Linked DNA regions of Homo sapiens: region 1 is linked to region 2. Evidence: chromatin loops called from intact Hi-C (ENCODE). Cell type or tissue: left ventricle myocardium inferior. All regions are shown on one strand. Links, peaks and the distances in the headings refer to the core of each region. The heading gives the core; the rest is flanking DNA.

Region 1 (12,536 bases), core at 2,242-10,241, 61 kb after region 2:
GACAGGATGTGGTCACTAGATCTGGGAAGTTAGAAAGTAGATGCATTAAAGATGACTCCCCAGTCTCTGGATGAAGCAACTGGCTGGATGATGGGGTTGCCATTTTCTGAGGTGGAGAAGGCTTGGGGAGGAAGAGGTTTTGGAGGAGGGGATGGTGGATAGAATCAAGAGTTCAGGGGCCTGACGCTATGGCTCACACCTGTAATCCCAGCACTTTGGGAGGCCGAGGCGGGCGGATCACCTGAGGTCAGGAGTTCAAGACCCAGCCTGGCCAACATGGTGAAACCCTGTCTCTACTAAATATACAAAAAAGTAGCCAGGCATGGTGGCACTCACCTGTAGCCCCAGCTACTCAGGAGGCTGAGGTAGGAGAATTGCTTGAACCCAGGAGGCAGAGGTTGCAGTAAGCTGAGGTTACACCACTGCACTCCATCCTGGCTGATACAGTGAGACTCCGTCTCAAAAAAAAAAAAAAAAAGAGTTCAGGGTGGAATGTTAATTAAATTGGCCTTTCTCCCCAGGCATTTAGGTTATTGTTTGGATGCCACTGGTCCAGGCTAGAATGGGTTTTGCTCTGATCTACTGTGTAATAGAATGACTTGGCCTGGTTTATTTGGTTTAAATTGGCTCACAATTGGCATTCATTAAGTTAGAAACTGTTGTTAACACAGTGCCCCTAAAGAGAAATAGGAAAATCAGCTTACATTTGTACTGTCTTTTCTGATGTGGGCATTTGAGAGTTAAAGAGAACTGTCCAGGCTCATGCCTGTAATCTTACCACTTTGGGAGGCCAAGGTGGAGGGATTGCTTGAGGCCAGGAGTTTGAGACCAGCCTGAGCATCACAGGGAGACCCCATCTCTACAGAAAATTATAAAATTAGCCAGGCATGGTGGCACACACCTGTGGTCTCAGCTACTCAGGAGGCTGGGAGGTGGGAGGATTGCTTGAGCCCTAGAGGTCGAGGCTGCAGTGAGCCATGTTTGCACCACTACACTCCAGCCTGGGCTGCAGTGATGCCCTATCTTTAGAAAAAATAATAATAATAATAATGGGCTGAGCATCTTCTACATTTTTTGTCGCATTTGTTTGCACTCTATTCATAAGGAGCACACAGTCTCGAGGACAAGAAGCTTCTGGAAAATGCAAGCCCAGTTGTTTTGGTGGATCCTTCTGAATGATTATGCACAGGTAAGATCCTGAGTGTGATTGTGAGGTGGCAGAGAGGAAAACTTCTTCCATTGCAAACAATATCTCTGAAGATAGAGAACATATTTGTCCTATTTTATCCCCAATATAGTGCTTAATAACATATTTACACAGTAAGTGCTGAATGAAGCTGCTCCACCTGGGTTGTTTTCAGTCTCCAGACCTGTGTTGAACTCTCTGGAGGATTTGAAACCCCTCTTCCCGAAGAGCTGCTACATAATTAGCTGTGTGATGGGACGAGGTGCCTCTCTGGACTCAACAGGGCTTAGGACCTCATTTCCGGGGGTGCTAGGAAAAAGACACTTCTCCTTCCTTCTTCCTACACCCCCTTCCATGGAGGTCTTTTGCCACCATCAACACCGTGTTAAGTCAGAATTTAAAACCAACTTAGCCCTCAACATTGATGTTTTCATTTGTAACCTCAAGGTGGAACAGTTGGTTATGTACTGTGCCCATAATCAGCAGTTACCTCAGTCTTTTTCTTTGATTCATGCTTTGCCCTCTCTTTGTGCCCTACCCTTTTGTTTCGACTATATGCTATTTTGAGGGCAAGAATTGTATCTTTTTAAACTTTATATTTCCATACGACTTATTTTTGTCTCTTTTTTTTGTAATAAAAAGTGTATATTTTAAGTAGTATATACATAAACACAGTGAAACGATTACTACAGTCAAGCAAATTAACATATCCATCTCCTCATGTTACCTTTGTGTGTGTGTGTGTTTGCATGTGTGTATTGTGATAGCACTCGAAATCTTCTCTCCATCAATTTAGAACAGTTCTTTACAGCACTGGCAAGGGGAAGGAATGGCCTGGGAGAGCCTTATCTCCCCCCCGCCGGCCACCAATTTTCATAAACTCCGCAACCCCCCTCCAGAATCATAATTAATACATAAACAAAAGTTTGTAATTATAGACAGAAGCATATTTTTGGTCGGGCGCAGTGGCTCACGCCTGTAATCTCAGCACTTTGAGAGGCAGAGGTGGGCGGATGACTTGAGGCCAGGAGTTTGAGACCAGCCTGGCCAACATGGCAAAACCCTGTCTCTACGAAAAATACAACAAACGAACAAACAAAAAGCCCCACGGGTGTGGTGGCATGCATCTGTGGGCCCAGCTACTCTGGAAGCTGAGGCAGAAAAATTGCTTGAACCTGGGAGGAGGAAGCTGCAGTGAACTAAGAATGCACCACTGCACTCCAGCCTGGGCAACAGAGTGAGACCCTGTTTCAAAAAAAAAAAAAAAAAGCATATTTAGAACACACATTATTTACTACGCAGAAGTAGCCTTGAGACAAGTCCTCTAGCTTCCCCTTCCCTCCAGATTGCTACCCCAGTCTCCCTTGTGAAAAACCTGCCACTCCCACTGCTCAAGAAAGTGTTAACAAACTGTTGTTAAAGGACAGGAGCCAATGCCTGGCGAAGGCTGCAGCATTCCTCTGAAAGCTGGGGTAATGTTGTTTTTGTGCTGGTGGCCTGTCCTCTAGATTCGCAGAAGACTCACCCTTATATAACTTGGGGTTCTTGTTTTCCTGATCCAAAGCTCTTTATTTAATAAACTCTTTGGGATAATGATATGTCTGAAGCCCTCTGAAAAGTTCCCTTTGAACTTTTATCTGAAATGATAAGAAAAAAGTCAGGCTGCACCTGGAATTCAGACTTTGTTTCAAGTTCTTTCAAAGCAATGCAGATATGGAATATTTAAACAAACTACAATTCTGGAAAGCTTTTTAAGTGAAAGTTTTGGTTCTTAGCTTTTGGAGGTGTAGTTTGGAAATATCATACCACATTTAAGCCTCAATCTAAATAATAAAATGTGTAAAATAGTTTTCCTATATACTATTTTCCCCAGTTCAAAAGATTTTGTCTTAGTCCAAGCTTTTTTCATAAAAATTATAATTGTTTGATAGTATAGTCAGTTAAAAAACCAAAATATGAGGTTTAAACATTGAAAAGGACGTGGTAAAATTGTCATTATTTGCAAATGACATTATCATATATACCTGGGAAGCCTAAGGGCATCAACTTAAAAGTTATTAGAAATAGGCCAGGCGCAGTGGCTCACGCCTGTAATCCCAGCCCTTTGGGAGGCCGAGGCAGGTGGATCACAAGGTCAGGAGATTGAGACCATCCTAGCTAACACGGTGAAACCCCGTCTCTACTAAAAATACAAAAAAAAAAAAAAAAAAAAAAGAGCCGGGTGTGGTGGCAGGCACCTGTAATCCCAGCTACTCGGGAGGCTGAGGCAGAAGAATCGCTCAAACCCAGGAGGTGGAGGTTACAGTGAGCTGAGATCACACCACTGCACTCCAGCCTGGGTGACAGAGCAAGACTCTATCTCTATTAAAAAAAAAAAAAGAAGTAATAGGAGCATTCACTAAGGCAGTCATTGCAAACAATACATAAAAATTAATAGTATTCTTATATTTCAACCACAACCAGTTCAAAAATATCACAAGTAAAATTTTTTTGATCACAAATCAAAACAACAACAACAAACCCTAACAGGAAGTAAGCAGGACCTAGATGAATAAAAATATAAAACTTAATAGAGGACATAAAAGGATTGATCTCATGTCAAATTGTAATCCCCAGTGTTGGAGGGGGGACCTGGTGGGAGGTGACTGGATCATGGGGATGGGCATCACCCTTGCTGTTCTTGTGATAGTGAGTGAGTTCTCATGAGATCTGGTTGTTTAAAAGTGTGTAGCACCAAAATCAATTGCAACAAAAGCCAAAATTGACAAATGAGGTCTAATTAAGCTAAAGCACTTCTGCACAGCAAAAGAAACTATCATCAGAGTGAACAGGCAACTTACAGAATGGGAGAAAATATTTGCAATCTACTCATCTGACAAAGGTCTAATATCCAGAATCTACACAAGAAAAAAACAACCCATCAAAAAGTAGGCAAAGGATATGAACAGACACTTCTCAAAAGAAGACATTTATGCGGCCAACAAACATATGAAAAAAAGCTCATCATCACTAGTCATTAGAGAACTACAAATCAAAATCACAACGAGATACCATCTCACGCCAGTTAGAATGGTGATCACTAAAAAGTCAGGAAACAACAGATGCTGGAGAGGGATGTGGAGAAATGGAACACTTTTACAGTGTTGGTGGGAGTGTAAATTAGTTCAACCATTGTGGAAGACAGTGTGGCGATTCCTCAAGGATCTAGAACCAGAAATACCATTTGACCCAGCAATCCCATTACTGGGTATATACCCAAAGGATTATAAATCATTCTACTATAAAGACACATGCACACATATGTTTACTGCAGCACTATTTACAATGGCAAAATCTTGGAACCAACCCAAATGCCCATCAGTAATAGACTGCCTACAGAAAATATGGCACATATACACCATGGAATACTATGCAACCATAAAAAAGAATGGGTTCATGTCCTTTGCAGGGACATGGATGAAGCTGGAAGCCATCATTCTCAGCAAATGAACACAGGAACAGAAAACAAAACAAAACACTGTATGTTCTCACTCATAAGTGAGAGCTGAAGAATGAGACCACATGGACACAGGGAGGGGAACATCACACACTGCAGCCTGTTGGGGTGTGGGGAGCAAGGGGAGAGAGAGCATTAAGACAAATACCTGATGCATACGAGGCTTAAAACCTAGATGACAAGTTGATAGGTACAGCAAACCACCATGGGACATGTGTGCCTATGCAACAAACCTGCACGTTCTGCACATGTATCCCAGAACTTAAAGTAAAATTTAAAAATAAAGAAGTAAAAAATAAAATAAAAGTGTGTAGCAGCTCTCCCTTTACTCTCTTCTTCATGCTCCAGCCATGTAAGTTGTGCCTTGCTTCCCTTTCACCTTCTACCATGAGTGTAAGTTTCCTGAGGCTTCCCCAGCTATGCTTCCTGTACAGCCTGCAGAACCAAGAGCTAATTAAACCTCTTTTCTTTATAAATAAAATAAAAGGATTGATCAGAAAATTGCATTTTATATCCATTTTTTTCTATATTAATCTATGGATTCAATGAAATCCCAACAAAAACTATAATTAAATTTTTTTTGTAACTTGACTTGATTTTTAGTCCAACTGGAAGAGTAGTTACATGAAATTGACTGCAAAAAAAATTTAAATAGTGGTAAGGGATGACTAACCCTTAAATAGAGCCAGCCTCCAGCATGGCCCTAAATGATCTCTGCCTCCTGGTTTTTACACCCTGGAGTATCCCCTCCTATATTGTACCAGGGTAGTAGGGTTGCCAGATAAAATATAAGATGCCCAGTTAAATTTAAATTTCAGTTAAACAATTTATAGTATTTTGGTATAAGTATGTCCCAAATATGTTTATATGCATGAAATATACTTGTACTAAATAATTTATGGCTTATTTGAAAATCAAATTTAACTGGGAATACTCTGTTATTTGTTAAATCTGGCAACTCTATTAAACCAGGGTTGGTCTGTGTGACCAACAGCATAAGATAGAAGTAATGGAACATCACTTCTGGGGTTAAGTTAAAAAAGACTGTGGGTTAAGTTAAAAAAGACTGTGGTTTTTGTCTTGGACATGTGCATTCTCTCTCTCTCCCAATCTGTGTCTCTCTTTGTCCTCTTGAGAGGTGACAGCGTGCTGGCAGTCCTCACAGCCCTCCCTCACTCTCGGCGCCTCCTCTGCCTGGGCTCCCACTTTGGCGGCACTTGAAGAGCCCTTCAGCCCACCGCTGCACTGTGGGAGCCCCTTTCTGGGCTGGCCAAGGCCGGAGCCGGCTCCCTCAGCTTGCAGGGAGGTGTGCTGGGAGAGGCGCGAGCAGGAACCGGGGCTGCGAGCGGCGCTTGCGGGCCAGCTGGAGTTCCGGGTGGGCATGGGCTTAGCCGGCCCTGCACTCGGAGCCGCCGGCCGGCCCTGCCGGCCCCGGGCAATGAGGGGCTTAGCACCCGGGCCAGCGGCTGCGGAGGGTGTGCTGGGTCCCCCAGCAGTGCTAGCCCACCAGCGCTGCGCTCGATTTCTCGCCGGGCCTTAGCTGCCTTCCTGCCGGGCAGGGCTAGGGACCTGCAGCCCGCCATGCCTGAGCCTCCCACCCCCTCCATGGGCTCCTGTGCCCCCCGAGCCTCCCCAATGAGCGCCGCCCCCTGCTCCACGGCGCCCAGTCCCATCAACCACCCAAGGGCTGAGGAGTGCAGGGGCATGGCGCGGCGCGGGACTGGCAGCCAGCTCCACCTGCAGCCCCCATGCGGGATCCACTGGGTGAAGCCAGCTGGGCTCCTGAGTCTGGTGGGGACATGGAGAACCTTTATGTCTAGCTCAGGGATTGTAAATACACCAATCGGCACTCTGTATCCAGCTCAAGGTTTGTAAACACACCAATCAGCACCGTGTGTCTAGCTCAGGGTTTGTGAATGCACCAATGGACACTCCGTATCTAGCTACTCTGGTGGGGATGTGGAGAACCTTTCTGTCTAGCTCAGGGATTGTAAAGGCACCAATCAGCGCCCTGTCAAAACAGACCACTGGGCTCTAGCAATCAGCAGGATGTGGGTGGGGCCAGATAAGAGAATAAAAGCAGGCTGCCCGAGCCCCAGTGGCAATTGGGTAGGGTCCTCTTCCACTCTGTGGAAGCTTTGTTCTTTCGCTCTTTGCAATAAATCTTGCTGCTGCTCACTTTTTGGGTCCACACTGCGTTTATGAGCTGTAACACTCACCGCGAAGGTCTGCAGCTTCACTCCTGAGCCAGCGAAACCGGGAACCCACCAGAAGCCCGAACACATCCGAACATCAGAAGGAACAAACTCTGGACACGCCGCCTTTAAGAACTGTAACACTCACCGCTAGGGTCCGCACTTTCATTCTTAAAGTCAGTGAGACCAAGAACTTGCCAATTCCGGACACACTCTCGGTCTGGAGGAAGCAAGCTGCCATGATGTGAGCAGCCCTTATGGAGAGGTCTACAAGGCAAGGAATCAAAACCTCTGGCCAACATCAGATGAGGAACTGATGCCTGCCAACAGCAACAGGAATGAGTTAGGAGTGAATCTTTCAGCCCCAGTCAAGCTTTGAAGTGCCTGCAGCCCCTACCAACACGTTAACTGCAACTCCATAAGAAACCCTGAATCAGGACCACCCAGCTAAGCTGCTCCTAGATTCCTGGCCCTCAAAAATTGTGTGAGATAATAAATGTTGATTTAAGATGCTGAATTTGGGGGGTAATTTGTTATGCAGCAATAGATAACCAATACACTGACCTAATTAGATATTTAATCACAAAGTTACAATGATTAAAACAGTTTGGTATATTATGCAGAAACCTATACTTCAAGGGAGCAGTATTGAGCGTCTAAGAATGTATATATGAGAGATTTGTATATTACTCAGGCATCATTTTAAATCAATATGGAAAAGATTAATAAATAAGTGGTATTATAATCACCTAGCCATTTATTTTATTTAATTTTATTTTATTTTTTATTTTATTTTATTTTATTTTTAGACGGAGTCTCCCTCTGTCACCCAGGCTGGAGTGCAGTGGTGCATCTCAGCTCACTGCAACCTCCACCTCCCAGGTTCAAGGACTTCTCCTGCCTCTGCGTCCAAAGTAGCTGGGGTTACAGTTGCCTGCCACTATGGCTGGCTAATTTTGTATTTTTAGTAGAGACAGGGTTTCACCATGTTGGCCAGGCAGGTCTTGAACTCCTGACCTCAGGTGATCCACCCGCCTTGGCCTCCCAAAGTGCTGGGATTACAGTTGTGAGCCACCACACCTGGCCCTAGCCATAAAAATTTTATTGTGTATTTTGAGGTTTATAACAATATTATGGGATACACATGGATAGGAAAATGGTTACTATTGTGAAGCAGATCAACGTGTCTATAATCTCACATAGTTACTTTTTTGTGTGCAATAAGTGCAGCTAAAATCTGCTTATTTAACAAAAATTCCTAATAGAATACAATTTTATTTAGTCCTTATGCTGCACATTAGATCACTAGACTTGTTCATCCTACACACCTGCTACTTTGTAACCTTTGACTTATGTGTTCCCATTTCTTCTCCTCCGCCGCAACGCCTTGTAACCACTGTTTTACTCTCTATCTCTATATATTTGACTTTAAGAAAAAAGATTCTACATATAAATGAGATCAGGCAATATTTTTCTTTCTGTATCTGGCTTATTTCACTTACATAATGTCCTCTGAAGTCCGTCCATGTTGTGGCAAATGACAGGATCTCCTTTTCAGTGGCTGAATAGTATTGCATTTTATATATATACAGTTTCTTTTTCCATTTATCTCTTGATGACAGTTAGATGTTTCCATATCTTGGCTATTGTGAATGAGCATGCGAGTGCGGATATCTTTATGAGATGGTGAATTCATCTTCTTTGGGAATGTAACCCAGAAGAGGGATTGCTAGGTTGTATGGTAGTTTTGTTTTTTGAGACAGGGTCTCACTTTGGCTGCCCAGGATGGAGTGCAGTGGCGCAATCTTGGCTCACTGCAGCCTCAACCTCTGGGGCTCAGGTGATTCTCCTACCTCAGCCTCCTGAGTAGCTGTGAGTACAGGCACGCACCACCATGCTTGGCTAATTTTTTGTATTTTTAGTAGAGACGGGGTTTTGCATGTTGCCTAGGCTGGTCTCAAACTCCTGGACTCAAGCAATCAGCCAGCTTTAGCTTCCCAAGGTGCTGGGATTGCAGGCATGAGCCACCATGCCTGGCCTTATTTTTAATTTCTTTAGGAACCTCCATACTGTTTTTCATAATGGCTGTACCAATGTACATTTCTACCAACAGTGTACTAGGATTCCCTTTTCCTTTCATCACTTAGCCATTTAGAACCTTGCCAAAAATAAAGAGAATCTCCTGTCTCTGGACTAGGCTTTCAAATGAAATGAAATGGAAAGTAGAGGTGGGGTTTTGCCATGTTGGCCAAGCTGGTCTCAAATTCCTGACCTCAAGTGATCCGCCCACCTTGGCCTCCCAAAGTGCTGGGATTACAGGTGTGAGCCACTGCACCTGACCTCCATCTCAGTTTTCTAACGGAATCATTAAATAGCAAGTAAGCATTAACGAAGAAGAGTGTGACTTCTTACATGTGTTCTGCAAACATTGCACATACTCTTTCCATATTGTAGTACAAACACACGGAGTCTGGGAAGGATCACACAAATCCTATCAAAAATTTCTTAATAATCATTATTTGTTAGCTCCCTTGTCCTACTAAAAGAAAATGAAAACAAATCATTACATGTTAATAACAGAAATTTGCCTAGGGTTTCCCATGACAATCTCCTAAAAAATTTAAAATACAGTTTTAAAAAATATATAGTAAAGAACAAAGAAGAACACAAAATGACCCATAATCTCACTACCCAGATAAGCTCATTGACATTAAAAAAAATAAAGTAATACATTAATGGAAATTCAAATATTCCAATAGCTTTTTAGAAAAAAAGGACACTACATTTAATGCATTGGTGTACGATGTGACCCAATTTTAGAGAATGTGTGTGATGGTGGAAAATGCATCTTTAGAATTGATGAATTATGTTATTTCTTTCCAGACTTTTTTCTTTGTGTATTTTTAATGTAGTTGATATATACATATGTAAAATGTATATACTGTTTCTGCCCTTTTTCACTTAATATTATATAAACATTACATTAGTGCTTTTTAAAATTAATGATTATCTTTTTAATGTAACTTATTTAATTAAATAATATTTAAATATTACATTGTAATTAGCTTAGCCATTTTCCTTTAGTTGTTTCCAGTGTTTGCTCTTATAATTAATATTTTTTCCTAAGTCAAACTGCATCCAGCTTTATTAAAGATACTCTTCATAAACAATTATGATAGTCCAGGCAGGACATGGGCAGACAGTTGTTAACAGTATACAACAACGTTCAAACTTCCTCCTTCCGTGGACCATCAAAATCAGAAAGCCAGTATAAAAACCAATGAAATCTGACTAAAACACCAAAAGCAATGGCAACAAAAGCCAAAATAGACAAATGGGATCTAATTAAACTAAAGAGCTTCTGCGGGGCAAAAGAAACTACCATCAGAGTGAACAGGCAACCTACAGAATGGGAGAAAATTTTTGCAATCTACCCATCTGACAAAGGGCTAATATCAAGAATCTACAAAGAACTTAATCAAATTTACAAGAAAAATACAAACAACCCCATCAAAAAGTGGGCAAGGGATATGAACAGACACTTCTCAAAAGAAGACATTTATGCAGCCAACACACACATGAAAAAATACTCATCATCACTGGTCATCAGAGAAATGCAAATCAAAACCAAAATGAGATACCATCTCATGCCAGTTAGAATGGCAATCACTAAAAAGTCAGGAAACAACAGATGCTGGAGAGGGATGTGGAGAAATAGGAATATTTTTACACTGTTGGTGGGAGTGTAAATTAGGTCAACCATTGTGGAAGACAGTGTGGCGATTCCTCAAGGATCTAGAACTAGAAACACCGTTTGACCCAGCCATCCCATTACTGGGTATATACCCAAAGGATTATAAATCATTCCACTATAAAGACACATGCACACATATGTTTATTACAGCATTATTCACCATAGCAAATACTTGGCACCAACCCAAATGTCCATCAATGATAGACTGGATTAAGGAAATGTGGCACATATATACCATGGAATACTATACTGCCATAAAAAAAGATGAGTTCATGTCCTTTGTGGGGACATGGATGAAGCTGGAAACCATCATTCTCAGCAAACTATCACAAGGACAGAAAACCAAATACCGCATGTTCTCACTCATAGGTGGGAATTGAACAATGAGAACACTTGGACACAGGGCAGAGAACATCAGACACCGGGGCCTGTTGGGGGCTGGGGGGCTGGGGGAGGGATAGCATTAGGAGAAATACCTAATGTGAACGATGAGTTGATGGGTGCAGCAAACCAACATGGCACATGTATACCTAGGTAACAAACCTGCATGTTGTGCACATGAACCCTAGAACTTAAAGTATATACGTATAAAAAAAACCTATTGAAATCTTTATCTGATGTTCTGAGTAGGGAAAGTTTCAAGCGACGGTTGGCACTCCACGTTTAGCATGTTGTTTAACACATTTTTACAAGGAGACCCTGACTTTCAGGAAATGAAATTACAATGGCAGAATTTATCTGAAGATTCACAATCTACAAATGGAACTGCCACTTTTTCAACGGAGACCATCTCAGTGGCATCGCTGGAAAGTCCAGATTGCCTGACACACTGGTAACCAACTATTGGAGGTCAGGTCCCAACAGGTGTCTGCGTTTAAAGGAGTTAAGTCAATGCTGAAGGCAGAAAGAGAGAAAAGGACATAAAAGTTAATTTTGGTTTTACCACACCTCCAGGGTGTTTGTGCTACGGTGGCTATGTGTGTCAACATCAATAAATCCCTTCTCCTAGGAGCTGAGAGGAAGTCTCTCAAAACTAGAAGGGAAAGGTGTTTTCCCAACGTCAATCAATCCAGATTCAGAGACATTCTATTAGTGACATATGCCCCTCCCACCCACAAAAAAAAAGCGTTCTGTGTACTAACAACATAACTTTAAAAAAAGTAAAATAGGATTCTGCATTTTTATAAAACAATAAAAAAATAGCATTGAAACTTCCTTTGCAAAAATTGTAACAGTGAGAGAAATCTCACCTGACTCCAACTTGCTTCTAACCTCACATGCTAACTGCCTTTGCTCATTCCTGGACATAGGCCAAGCTAACTATGGGAGGAATTTAGTTTATAGTTTTGTTTTGCTTTGTTGTTGTTGTTGTTGTTTAAACAGAGTCTCATTCTGTCACCCAGTCTGGAGTGCAGTGGCGCCATCACAGCTCACTGCAGCCTCAAGTTCCTGGGCTCAAGTGATCCTCCCACCTCAGTCTCCCAAGTAGCTGAGACTCAGGCATGTGCCAACACACCCAGCTAATTTTTAAATTTTTTGTAGAGATGGGGTCTCACTATGTTGTCTAGGCTGGTCTTGAACTCCTGGGCTTAAGTGATCTACCCACCTCGATCTCCCAAAGTTCTGGGATTACAGACATGAACTACTCCACCCAGCCAGCCTATAGTTTAACTTTGAAGCAAGGATAATAATAGTCCCTCTCCAAACTGACCCCATCTGGGGAGTTAAACTGCCTTTGTAAGGCTAATGAAAGGCCACAAGGTTAAGATTATGGGGAGGACCTGAATTCTGCTAAAATGTGGGCATAGTTAAACAATAACCAGCTGTTGTTCCCTAGCTTGGTTTTTCTATAATTCTTTCCAGTTCAGAGGTGATGAAGCTAGAGATCACAAGATCTGTAACTTC
Region 2 (12,536 bases), core at 3,109-11,108:
GTGTCACCCAGGCTGGAGTTCAGTGGCTCGATCTTGGCCTACTGCAACCTCCGCCTCCTGGGTTCAAGCAATTCTCCTGCCTCAGCCACCATGCCCAGCTAATGTTTGTATTTTTAGTAGAGACAGGTTTTGCTATGTTGGCCAGACTGGTCTCGAACTCCTGACCTCAAGTGATCCTCCCGCCTCAGCCTCCCAAAGTGTTGGGATTACAGGTGTGAGCCACTGAGCCTGGCCTGGGGATAACATTTCAACATGAGATTTGGGTGGGGACACAGATCCAAATCATACTAGTTTTTTTTTTTTTTTTTTTTTTTAAGACAGGGTCTTGCTCTATCACCCAGTCTGGAGTGCAGTGATACAAACCTGGCTCACTGCAGCCTGGAATTCCTGGGCTCAAAGGATTTTCCCACTTCAACCTCCTGAGTAGCTAGTACTACAGGCATATGGCACCATGCCTGGCAAATGTTAGCCTTTTTTTTCTTTTTGTAGAAACAGGGTCTCACTATATTGCCCAGGTTGGTCTCAAACTCCTGCCCTCGAGTGATACTACTGCCTCAGTTTCCCAAAGCACTAAGATTACAGGTTTGAGCTACCATGCTCAGCTAGGCGTGTGCTTTCTTTAGCTAAATCCTTAGTGTTTGGGGTTGAGTCGATCTAGTGAAAAGTTGAGCTGGATTTGTTGAATTGAGTTGGTGGCTTGTATGAAGATTTTTCTCAATAACTGCTTGAGCTTCAGCTTTAAGTCTTTTCTTTGCACCTATGCCTTAGAGAAGGCCCTCTCCACACATTCCCCCGCCCGCTTTACAGAAGTAAATGCCTGTTACTTTCTACTCAACTCTTGCTATCCTGGTGTGGAAAAGGAGAGTGCCCTCTGTTTTACAGGCTCATCCTCAATCTTACACAGGTGTTATGTCCCTGGGTCTTAAAGGTGGGGCATTATCAGCAATCGTCCCTCCATCAGCAATAGGAAATCTCTAATGGCCTTGGTCCAGGGCAGTTTTCTGCCTCTCTTTCAGAGGTAGAAATTTTTTTTTCTGTTCACTTCTCTCAGCAATGAGTCTTCACCTGTGGCCCAAGGGTGGCAAATTTTTTTCCCCTCTCCCAGTGATCCAAGGCAGTTTTGCAGGGGAGATAGATGAGAACAATCCAGGTAGAGCTTTGTGTCTTTCCTGCAGTGATAGCTGCTCACCTTTCCTAGGCCTGCACCATGAGGGGAACTTTCCCAAGTCTCCTGTTTTGCCCATGGTCTTTCTTCTTTTTTTTTTTTTCAACTTGCATTGCCTCTGACCCAAGTCAGTAGCAACCTTTATTACTTATAAAGATTTTTAAACATTTCCATTGTATTTACAACACAAATTTTAGGCAACACACTCCTATGAATGTGATGGTTTTAATGGTTAATACCTATCCAAGTAAAAAAATTATGCTTTAATGTGGAAAGAATTTTAGCCTGGGCAACAAACATAGTGAGACCCCATCTCTGCTAAAAAAAAAAAAAAAAAAAAAAAAAAAAAAAACTAAAAAATTAGCCAGGCATGGTGGCTCACACCTGTAGCCTCAGCTACTTGAGAGGCTGAGGTGGGAGGATTGCTTGAGCCCAGAAGATCGAGGCTGCAGTGAGCCAAGATTGTGCACCGTACTCCAGCCTGGGCAACAGAGTGAGACCCTGTCTCAAAAAAAAAAAAAAAAAAAAGAACAAGGTAGAGGGATTTGAGAGGTGTGTATTTCTGTATTCTGGCTTTTTTTTTTGAGACAGGGTCTCACTCTGTCACCCAGGCTGGCGTGCAGTGGCACAGTTTCGGCTCACTGCAACCTCCACCTCCTGGGTTCAAGTGATTCTCCTGCCTCAGCCTCCCGAGTAGCTGGGATTACAAGCATGCACCACTGCGCCCAGCTTATTTTGTATTTTTAGTAGAGACAAGGTTTTGCCATGTTGGCCAGGCTGGTCTTTAACCCCTGACCTCAGGTGATCCACCTGCCTCACCCTCCCAAAGTGCTGGGATTACAGGCGTGAGCCACTGTGCCCGGCCCGTCTTTTTTTGGTGTTGTTTTTTAATTCTTTTTTTTTTTTGGAGACAGAGTCTCGCTCTGTTGCTCAGGCTGGAGTGCAGTGGCATGATCTCAGCTCACTGCAACCTCTGCCTCCCAGGTTCAAGTGATCCTCCCACCCCAGCCTCCCAAGTAGTTGGGACTACAGGTGTGCATCACCACAGCTGGCTAATTTTTTGAATTTTTAGTAGAGGTGGGGTTTCACCATGTTGGCTAGGCTGGTCTCAAACTCCTGACCTCAGGTGATTCACCCACCTCGGCCTCTCAAAGTTCTGGGAGTACAGGCATGAGCCACCACACCCGGCCCGTGGTTCTTTTCTTTTTATTATTCTCCCAAAAAGTGCAGCCATTTTGGCTGTCCCAAATATTGTTTGTCTGCATTCTGATTTGAAAAATAAAGTGTCCTCAAAATAGGAGCTAGGATGAATGTGGAGCTGGAGCACAAATCCTTTTTTTTTTTGACCGGGTCTCCCTCTGTTGCCAAGGTTGGAGTGCAGTGGCATGATCACAACTCACTGCAGCCTTGAACTCCTGGGCTCAAGCGAGCCTCCTGCCTCAGCCTCCTGAGTAGCTGGGACTACAGGCATGCACCGCCACCCCCAGCCATGTTTCCCAGGCTGGTCTCAAATTCCTGGACTCAAGAGATCCTTGTGCCTCGGCCTCCCAAAATGCTGGGGTTACAGGCCTGAGCCAGCCCTGCCAGAGCTCAACTCTCTTGGGCTTCTCTCAAGGATTGTAGACTTCTCAAGTCCTGCTGCTACTGGTTGCTCTGCAATGCCTTCAAACTTATTTTATATATTTTGTCCAGTCTTTTTAGTTGTTTTCAACAGGAGGGTGAGTTAAATGCCAGCTACTCTATTAAGACCAAAATTTTAAGTCCCTATACTCTCCCTAGTTCTGCCTGCTTCTACAGTAATTGAAGGAGATATAAAAGCAGAAAGGATAAAACCATCTATTACTTACATCGTATTTATTTCCCAGATGGGTTTTGGCAGGCCACCTCATTTTCCAGGAGTAACCTCTAGGCTTTAGGAGAGTTAACAACCTTTAGGACAGTTGTAAGTTTCAACTTCCACAGAAATGACCAGAGCTAGCCTCTCATCCTGGCTCTCCCCTAACTAACTGTATGACTTTAGGCAAATTCCTCATCTTCTTTGAGTCTATTTTTTTTTCTTTTGATCTAAAATAGGATTAGTAGCTAACTTGCTTACCTTACAGGAATATTACAAGGATAGTGAAAGTATAGAAAAATCTTTTGAAAGACTATAAAATGCTGTAGAAACAGAGGATCTCTTATTTATGTTTAACCTTGCAGCCCAGAAATAGCTTAGAACTGGGAGTAAGGGACTCAGGATATAGAATTGGCTTAGTCACTAACTAAGGTTTTGACTCTGGGTAAATCACTTTATTCTTCCTGATCTGTAATATGAGAAAGTTCATCCATCAAACTATATGTGATAAGGCAAAAAACAAACAATGGGGCCCAAGTCAGTTAATCAAGGGGAGGTACCTGCTAGGTTAAATCTTTTCCTCTTGGCAGTTGGGTTATGTCAATATTTGTGTTTAAAAAAAATCTGGATCCCTTGGGAAAGTGAGAGGAGTACTATGGCCTGCACTTAGAAGATGAAGATATGGGTTTTTACATCTTCTATAAGGAAAGAAAAAGGGAAGTGGGAGGGTGAGAGAAGACAGAGGTGTGATCACTGGCATCATTTCACCTGAACAGAATACTAGGATCTGTGCCTATCATTATGCTTGGACTTAGCCCCGGAAGTGGCAATTATTTAAGGTAAAAACTGTTGGGGCGTGGTGACTGGAGCCTGTATCCCAACACTTTGGGAGGCCTAGGTGGGAAGATTGCTTGAGGCCAGGAGTTCGAAACCAGCCTGGGCAATATAGTGAGAATCCTGGGTCTACCGAATAAAAATTTAAAAATTAGCTGGATGTGGTGGCACACACCTATAGTCCTAGCTCCTCAGGAGGCTGAGGCAGGAGGACCACTTGAGCCCAGGAGTTTCAGGCTGCAGTAAGCTATGATCTCACCACTGAACTCCAGCTTGGATGACAAAGCAAGACCCTGTCTCTAAAATAAATACATACATATGTACACAAATAAGGTAAAAATAAAAAAAAGATATAAGATATATATCCTTTTGTAATCTTATATATTTTTGTATACATTCTATCTTATACATATATCTTATATATATATAAGATTTACAGGTATATATGTATTTAAAAATATACAAAAAGATATAAGATACATGTATAAGATAGAATGAGCAAGAGACACTTCACAGTCATATTGACATATAGGACAACAGCTTGAAAATATCTGTAAGCAGGTTCACTTTCAACACTGGTGTCTTATTTTCCTGAATTAATATAAGATCTTACAACAGTGCTCCACAATTGCAAAGTCATGTAATATTTTTCCAAGTTCTTTCTTCTGTATTAAATTACTTAATTTTCATGATAATCTTATGAGATAGGATTAGGCAGGGTGGGAAAGATGGAAGAGGCCCAGAAAGGTAAAGTGAGTTGCTCTCGATCCAGAATACAACACACATCTACTCTGTGAGGGATTCTGTGTACGTCTGCGCACATACACATGCAGAACTGGGGAAACAGAAATATGTCCTTACTTTGGTGTTTGGAATCCGCATCTACATACCAAATAATCTAAGCCAGAATCTGTGGTGGTGATGTTGTTTTCACATATTTTACAAATATTTATTGATTGCCTAATAATATTGTGGTGGGCCTTGAGCCTAGGGATACAGTGAAGAACAAGATAGAGAACCTGGCCAGGAGCAGTGGCTCACACCCATAATCCCAGTACTTTGAGAGGCCAAGGCAGGAGGATGGCTTGAGCCCAGGAGTTTGAGACCAGACTGGGCAACATATTGAGACCCCTATCCCCACAGAAAATTAAAAAAAGACTTAGCCAGGTGTGGTGGTACACGCCTGTGGTCCCAGCTACTCCAGAGGCTGAGATGGGAGGATCACCTGAGCCCAGAAGTTAGAGGCTGCAATGAGCCATGATAGTGCCATTGCACTCTAGTCTGGGTGACAGAGCAAGACCTTGTCTAAGGAAAAAAAAAAAAAAAAGACAGAGAGCTTGTGCTTGAGGAGATCACTGTCTAGTAGGCGATGGTATGTGCTCTATAGGGTTCAGCAACAACATGGTGCAATCAGAGTGCAGGGAGGGGTCCTAAGTTTTATCCAGAGGGCGTCATAGGAAGCTTTCTTTCTTTCTTTCCAGGCCAGGATAAGTGTTACCAGCTCTGTAAAGTCTTTCTCTCCCTCTTTTTTTTTTTTTTTTTTTTTTTTGAGATGGAGTCTCGCTCACCCAGGCTGGAGTGCAGTGGCATGATCATGGCTCACTGCAACCTCTGCCTCCTGGGTTCAAATGATTCTCCTGCCTCAGCCTCCTGAGTAGCTGAGATTACAAGCCTGCACCACCATGCCCGGATAATTTTTGTATTTTTAGTAGAGATGGAGTTTCGCCATGTTGGCCAGGGTGGTCTCGAGCGCCTGACCTCAAATGATCCGCCTGCCTCTGCCTCCCAGTGTGCTGGGATTACAAGCGTGATTCACCGCGCTCGACCTGCAAAGCCTTTCTTGACACATCCGTCTTTCCTCACTGATCTGTTCGTTTTTTGATGGCAGAGACCTTGTCTCACTCATTTTTATGTCCTCACACGGAAAACGGTGGCTGGCTAATAGTGGTTACTCAATAAGTATTTGTTGAATGGATTAATAAAATAATTCCTAGCAGTCATTTGGCATGGAATCATGTACAGTCGTGCTGTTTATTGTTTTCTAGGGCATGTCTTTCCAGCACAAAATGATGGTAAATTTTCTGGGTGCAGAGACGGCTCTTACTGTATTTTACAGGCTACCCAGTGCCTAGTCCAGTGGTGGGTAATGCTTACAGGAATGTACCTGTTAGAAGTTCTTACAGAATTCTTTTGTTTTGTTTTGTTTTCTGACAGGGTCTCACTCTGTCGCCCAGGCTGGAGTGCAGTGGCGCAATCACAGCTCACTGCAACCTCCACCTCCAGAGGCTCAAGGGATCCTTCCACCTCCGCCTGCCGAGTAACTGGAACCACAGTCGTGTGCCACCGCGCCCAGCTAATTTTTGTATTTGTTGTAGAGATGTGGTTTCGCCATGTTATCCTGGCTGGTCTCAAGCGATCCGCCCGTCTCGGCCTCCCGAAGTGCTGGGATTACGGGCGGGCGCCACCTCTGCATAAGTCTTAGGCCTGCAAAACAGTCTTAAAAACATATAATATTTAACTTGAGAGGTGCAGTCCTCCTCTACATTGAGGGCAGGCTCAGCGAAGGAGGGCCCAAGACATAAAACTAACCAATGGCAGGAAAGCCCCCATGCCCCACCCAAGCTGCCCCTCCTCCCTCGCAGCTGAGCTTTTCTTTCAGTCCTTCACTGAGGAGCCAGAGGGAATCAATTCCACAAGCTGGGGTAAGTAAAGGTGTTTGGGGGAGGGCAGGTGCCTAATTTACAAATTTTTAAAGAGATCATATTTAAACTAAATGCAGGTAGTTTTGTGCCTAGTCAGGAAGGCCCTAATTTACACAATATAAGTTGGTTATGTGTGTTTAATGAAATTATACTTCAAATGCTTGAAGAGATCACATTTTCAAAAGCAATTCCATGGGGAAGGGAATTTTCTGCAAAGTAAATAAATATCTCAGAATGAACTTATATTCTAATTGTGAATGTCCATGTATTAAATTTGCTTATTCTGAGGCCCAAATGTTTGCTTATTTTGTTTAAAAACTTTACTTGGGATCATTAACATTCATACTAATTATTTTAAATGTAAGTTTTGTTAATTTCACTGATGAGTTCTCTCTGGGGCATAAAAAACCAATTCTTATGCTACATTATAGTCAGGAATTTGAAGGCCTGTAAATTGTTATCTGTTCAGCAATACTTTAGGGTCCGGGTCTTCCCAACTGCCTTCCTCCCTGTTTCCTTCTTACTCAGCAAGCTCAGTGGGGCCTCCCTGGGGCTAAAAGGAGTAGTTACCCTGTGACTCTTTCTTTGAGGGTCCAAGTAGGAACCTTTATAGCCCAGATCCTGGGGCCCTGGGCGGCCCACTGATTCATTTCAATTCCACTGCCTTTCATTTCTCTTCTCCTATCTTACTGCCTCTTCTTTAGCTATTCACAAGAGGAAATAGGATTTTATTTTTCATTATTTATTATATAAAAATTACACATCCAATCTTCTCAATTCTCAGTTCTTAAAGAAATCAACTAAGCCTTCAAAGACTTTTAGTTTTGCGTTTTCCATGGGTAACTGGTCCTAAAAATTCTCCCCATCCCCACAGAACAGAATGACCAATCTTTCAGGCTTGGCCCTGAATTTGTTTTTCAGTTGAGGAGAACAGGAGATGGAGAAAGCAAGTGGAAGACAGTCCATTGCTCTGTCCACAGTGGAGACTGGCACAGTGAACCCGGGGCTGGAGCTCATGGTAATCACCAGTTTAGTTTCTCTCTGCAGAGCTGTGGGCTGCTGCATGGGCTCCTGTAGGGTATTTGGCTGCTCTCAATCCCCATCATCCCTGGCAGGGCTCCATGACTGATCCCAATGCTCTCTGTGCTTGTAGGAAAAAGAAGTAGAGCCTGAGGGAAGCAAGAGGACTGACGCACAAGGACACAGCCTGGGGGATGGACTGGGCCCTTCCACTTACCAGAGGTACTGGTGTTTTGGAATCTTGTTCAGTTAGGAAAGGATCTAGGGTGGGCTGCCCCTTCAGGCAGCTTGTGGTATTATCACAACCGCTCCACCTTACCATGTGTACATATATATATGTATCTTACATAATTAATTAACTTAAACATGTGCCATAAACTCCATAAAAAAAAAGGAGTTCAGCAGTATCAGTGTTGGTTGGACTGAAAATAAAAATAATAACAATGGTAATAATGGCTAACAGATTTTGAGTGTATACTTACTATTTTGCAGATTGCTTTATGTTATACATTTATTTTCATTACAACAGGTAGGTATTCATTTTAATCCCTTTAGAAATTAATTTACCATATCATTAAAAAAACAGTAGCTCTTCTGGAATACTCAGATTTGGGAATGGTGGAGAGGAAGGGAAACCTGGGGAGAAAACACAGAAGGACTTATTATAAGGATAATAAAGACAGTAAAAAAGATCTTAGAAGTCAAAAGAGAAGAGTCTCAAGAATGAAGAAGGTACAGTCCACAGTGCTATGTGAACAGGGGTCTAGGAAGGAGGAGTGAGAAAAATCTTTGAATTTGTTTGTGGATCTGGTCCCAGAAGTAATGTCAAAGAAAATTGTTTGAGTAAAATAGATCATATGGAAAGAAGCAATGTTCCATGGTCTGGAAAACAGTGGGTATTTATAAAAGAGTGCAGAAGTCATACACTAAAAGCTGAGAAGAGGACATTGGATAGCTTCTAAAGGGAATACGGTCATGAGCTACATAATGATGTTTCAGTCAATGATGGACCGCATTATACAATGGTGTATAATCATGTATATCAACGGTGTATATCATTACACAACGGTGGTCCCATAAAATTATAATACTGTATTTTTACTGTGCCTTTTCTATGTTTAGATATGTTTAGATACACAAATACTTACCATTGTGCTATAGTTGCCTACAGTATTAAGTACAGAAACATGCTGAACAGATTTGCAGCCTAAGAATAATAGGATCCACCATATAGCTTGGATGTGTCGTAAGCTATACCATCTAGGTTTGCATAAGTACACTGTAAGATGTTAGCATAATTATGAAATTGACTAATGTTGAATTTATCAGAATGTATCCCTGTTGTTAAGTAACACATGACTATATATGGAGATGATTCAGAGCAGCTTCCAAACAAAAGGTTATTTTTATATTTTCTTCTCTTTATTTTTGAAAGTTACCTCAGTGACTTCTTAAAATTTTTAATTGTTTTATTCACAATTTGCTTCTCTCTAAAAATTTTTATATTATCATGTTTTATATATACTGAATTGACAGTAAATTCTTTGTAAGTTTTTCATGCTTACATGATATTTCATATTTTACTTAGCAGTGTGGCCGTTAATCATGTGAGTCACATTGCTTGTGTCTATATTTGAACAGTGGTATGCTAGTAAATGTTTAAGAATTGACTCTCCACCGGGCTAGTGGCTCATGCCTGTAATCCCAGCACTTCGTGAGGCTGAGGTGAGAGGATCACTTGAGCCCAGGAATTCAAGACCAGCCTGAGCAACATAGTGAGACCTGCCTCTACAAAAATTTTTAAAAATTAGCAGGGCATGGTGGTGCGTGCCTGTAGTCCCAGCTATTCCAGGAGGCCGAGGTGGGAGGATCACTTGAGCCCAGGAGGTTAAGGCTGCAGTGAGCCATGATCGTGCCACTGTACTCCAGCCTAGGGGACAGAGTGAGACCGTCTTGAAAAAAAAAAAAGAAGAAAGAACCGGCTGTCCACATGTAGTTTTGCAATGAATGTTGGTTAATATTTTTGCTCACCTTAATGAGGAGTAAGACCAGGGGTTGGCAAACTTTTCCTGTAAAAGATAAGGTAGTAAATATTATTGGTTTTGTGGTTGATGTGGTCTCTGTTGCAATTATTAAACTCTACCATTTTCGTAGGAAAGCAGCCACAGGTGATACTAAACAAATGAGCATGGCTGTGTTTTGATAAAACTTAATTTTTAAAAAGAAGGTGAGATGAACTTGGCCCACAGACCACAGCTTGCTAATCTTTAGTCTAGATGAAATAATAAATTAAGACCTTATTTACAGTATTCGCCTGTAACGTAAAAACTCTCAACATGGCTGATTTCAAGTAACCAAAGGGTTACTTGAACAAGGAGTTGGGAAGAGATGTATCATTATATAAAATTTCCACCATACACATACAGCAGACATGAATAACTTCATGAGCTCACATGACAGAAAAATGTAGCAAAATAATTAGAAAATGATGAGTTTTTAGTATTTATTACCTTTGTCTTTAATGTAATTTAATTATACGTTTATATAGTTTTAATTTTTAGTAATGGCTTGCACAATTCCTGAAAATGTAACAATCACTTCTCTCAAGCCAGCGCAGGCCAGCTTCCCCTGCACCACTGACTCTAGCACTTACCAGATTTTGGGCAAGTTATTTACCCTCTCTAAACCTCAGTTTTCACCCTGTAAAACAAGAATAATATTAGTACTTAGCTGAAAGGATCTTGGTAATTTTTTTTTGCCAGACTGTTGTTGGCACCTTAAACTGCTCTGATATATAACATGTCCAGTTCCCTTCAAGTCTTATCGACCTTATATTTTCTCATATAAACCATGTTAACTAGTTACATAGATATAAAATCATGCCTTAAAGTTCTAACTTGCATTTATTTTTATTTTTTGAGAAATGAGGTCTTACTTCATTACCCAGGCTGGTCTTGAATTGCTGGGCCCAAACAATCCTCATGTCTCAGCCTCCCAAAGTGCTGAGATTACAGGTGTGAGCCATGTGCCTGACCTTAACTTGCATTTCTTTAAATTTTTGTAAAGCTACACATTTTCCTCCATTTGCCTTACTTTCCATATTTCTACGTGTGATTTTCTTTTCTTTTTTTTTGGAAACGGAGTCTCACTCTGTCATCCAGGCTGGAGTGCAGTGGTGTGATCACTGCAACCTCCACCTCCCGGGTTCAAGCGATTCTCCTGTCTCAGCCTCCCGAGTAGCTGGGATTACACGTGCTACCACACCCAGCTAATTTTTTTTTTGTATTTTTAGTAGAGATGGTGTTTCACCATCTTGGCCAGGCTGGTCTTGAACTCCTGACCTCAGGTGATCTGCCCACCTCAGCCTCCCAAAGTGCTGGGATTATAGGCGTGAACCACTGTGGCCGGCCTACTTTTCTTTATCAACTAAAGTAAGTTCTGGATTTTGAACCTCATTTCCTTTCTCCTGACCAACTCTAATAGAACCCACATAGATTTCTTGTTTCCAGTTCTCCCCACCTCCTGCCAATCTATCCTATATAGCTTCTACCAAAACTACCTAAAGTATGTCTGAACTCCCTTATATCACAAACCTCTGTAGCTCTCCAGTTGCTCCTGAACAAAGCCAAACTCCACAGCCTGGTATTCAATTCTCCCCAAAACCTCTTCCCCACAACCAGGATCTGTATCCAACTTGACTTTCCAACATTAACTCTTGCAATTCCCTTTCTAATGCCACCCTATGCTCTAGTGAAAGTCAACTATCAACTGTTCCTTATATGTAATCCCCAGTTTCCTGCCTCCATGTCATGCATGTCATTACATCATTGCTTATGAGTGTACTGTCTTCATTTTTTGTCTTTGTGCCCAAATACAACACATATTTTAAGGCTCAACTCAAGAGCAATCATGTCCATGAAACTTTCCCTGATGCTGCCTCTCCTCCCCTCAACCTCACTGGCCCCAGTACTAAAAGGTCCCTTCTTTCTCCAAACTTCCATAACATTCTATCTGACCCTCTCTTATAACACTTTAAGCTTTTGACATTTTGTTATAGACTTACATGTATATTATATCCCCTATACTGGACTGTAAATACATTGAGGGCAAGATCAATGTCTATTTCATCCTTTTGTCTCCTATAACACTGGAAACAATGCTTTACCCATAGTTTATACTTAAAATGCCATAACATTCAAAATTCAATAAATACATGTTAATAAGTTATGTATATAATCTAGATAACAGACTTTGTAATTTCTTCATGTGTACATTTTTCAATTCTGTTTTGTTTCTGTATTGATTTTTAAGTATTTATTTCTTTTTCTTCTTGTTCTTTTGTTTGATTAACTCTGATGATCTGGGGTGCTTTGTAGGGAGTAATCTGACATGTAGCTTTAAGCTGATGCTTTTCCATACTGATACCCACTTTTCTAGCAAGTTATTAAATTGTGAGTTCTTTCTCTATTCTGATGTTGCTTCGACTTTATTAAGTTAATGTGATGATTTGGATTTATTTTTAAATCTTTTGTTTCACTGACACAGTTCTGAGTACTTAACACGATATCATTGTTTACAATGTACATTAAAACTTGATGGCTCATGTATTTGCATTAGTTTTTCCTTTAAAAAATATTCCTTGGGGCTGGGCATGGTGGCTCATGCCTGTAATCCCAGCATTTTGGGAGGCCAAGGCAGGCAGATCACTTGAGGTCAGAAGTTTGAGACCAGCCTGGCCAACATGGTGAAACCTAGTCTCTACTAAAAATACAAAAATATGTGGGCATGGTGGTGGGCACCTGTTCTCCTAGCTACTCGGGAGGCTGAGGCAGGAGAATTTCTTGAACCTGGGAGGCGGAGGTTGCAATGAGCCAAGATCATGTCATTGCACTCCAGCCTGGGCAACAGTGAGACTCCGTCTCAAAAATATATATACTATATATTTTTTTTGTCAAATTTTATTTTATTATTATTATTCTTA

What was found. Hi-C counts contacts between places; a loop is a spot of excess contacts. Peaks named below come from ENCODE experiments on the same cell type or tissue, not always from the same donor. Only the 100,000 strongest peaks of a DNase experiment are listed, where the experiment ranks them.
Region 1: it touches region 2 in a loop (7-fold over the local background); 2 of 110 quality-filtered maps call a loop at or near these places.

What each region holds. Positions count from the first base shown.
Region 1 is chr15:45,308,096-45,320,631 of GRCh38, forward strand. LOC107984732 (non-histone chromosomal protein HMG-17-like) reads right to left here. Exons shown (of 1, transcript XM_047433406.1): 1 at 12,259-12,536. Among named protein-coding and RNA genes, the nearest start is that of SLC28A2-AS1, 35 kb to the left of the region's middle. In left ventricle myocardium inferior, for the core only: a CTCF peak has its summit at 7,004; a DNase peak (open chromatin) is centred at 7,013.
Region 2 is chr15:45,245,744-45,258,279 of GRCh38, forward strand. It overlaps SLC28A2 (solute carrier family 28 member 2), which reads left to right and starts at 6,491. Exons shown (of 18, transcript NM_004212.4): 1 at 6,491-6,535; 2 at 7,457-7,553; 3 at 7,689-7,777. The coding sequence starts at 7,473. SLC28A2-AS1 (SLC28A2 antisense RNA 1) reads right to left here. Exons shown (of 5, transcript NR_120335.1): 2 at 10,209-10,255; 3 at 9,587-9,624; 4 at 8,123-8,191; 5 at 5,838-6,329. In left ventricle myocardium inferior, for the core only: a CTCF peak has its summit at 7,849; no DNase peak of the experiment used is centred there.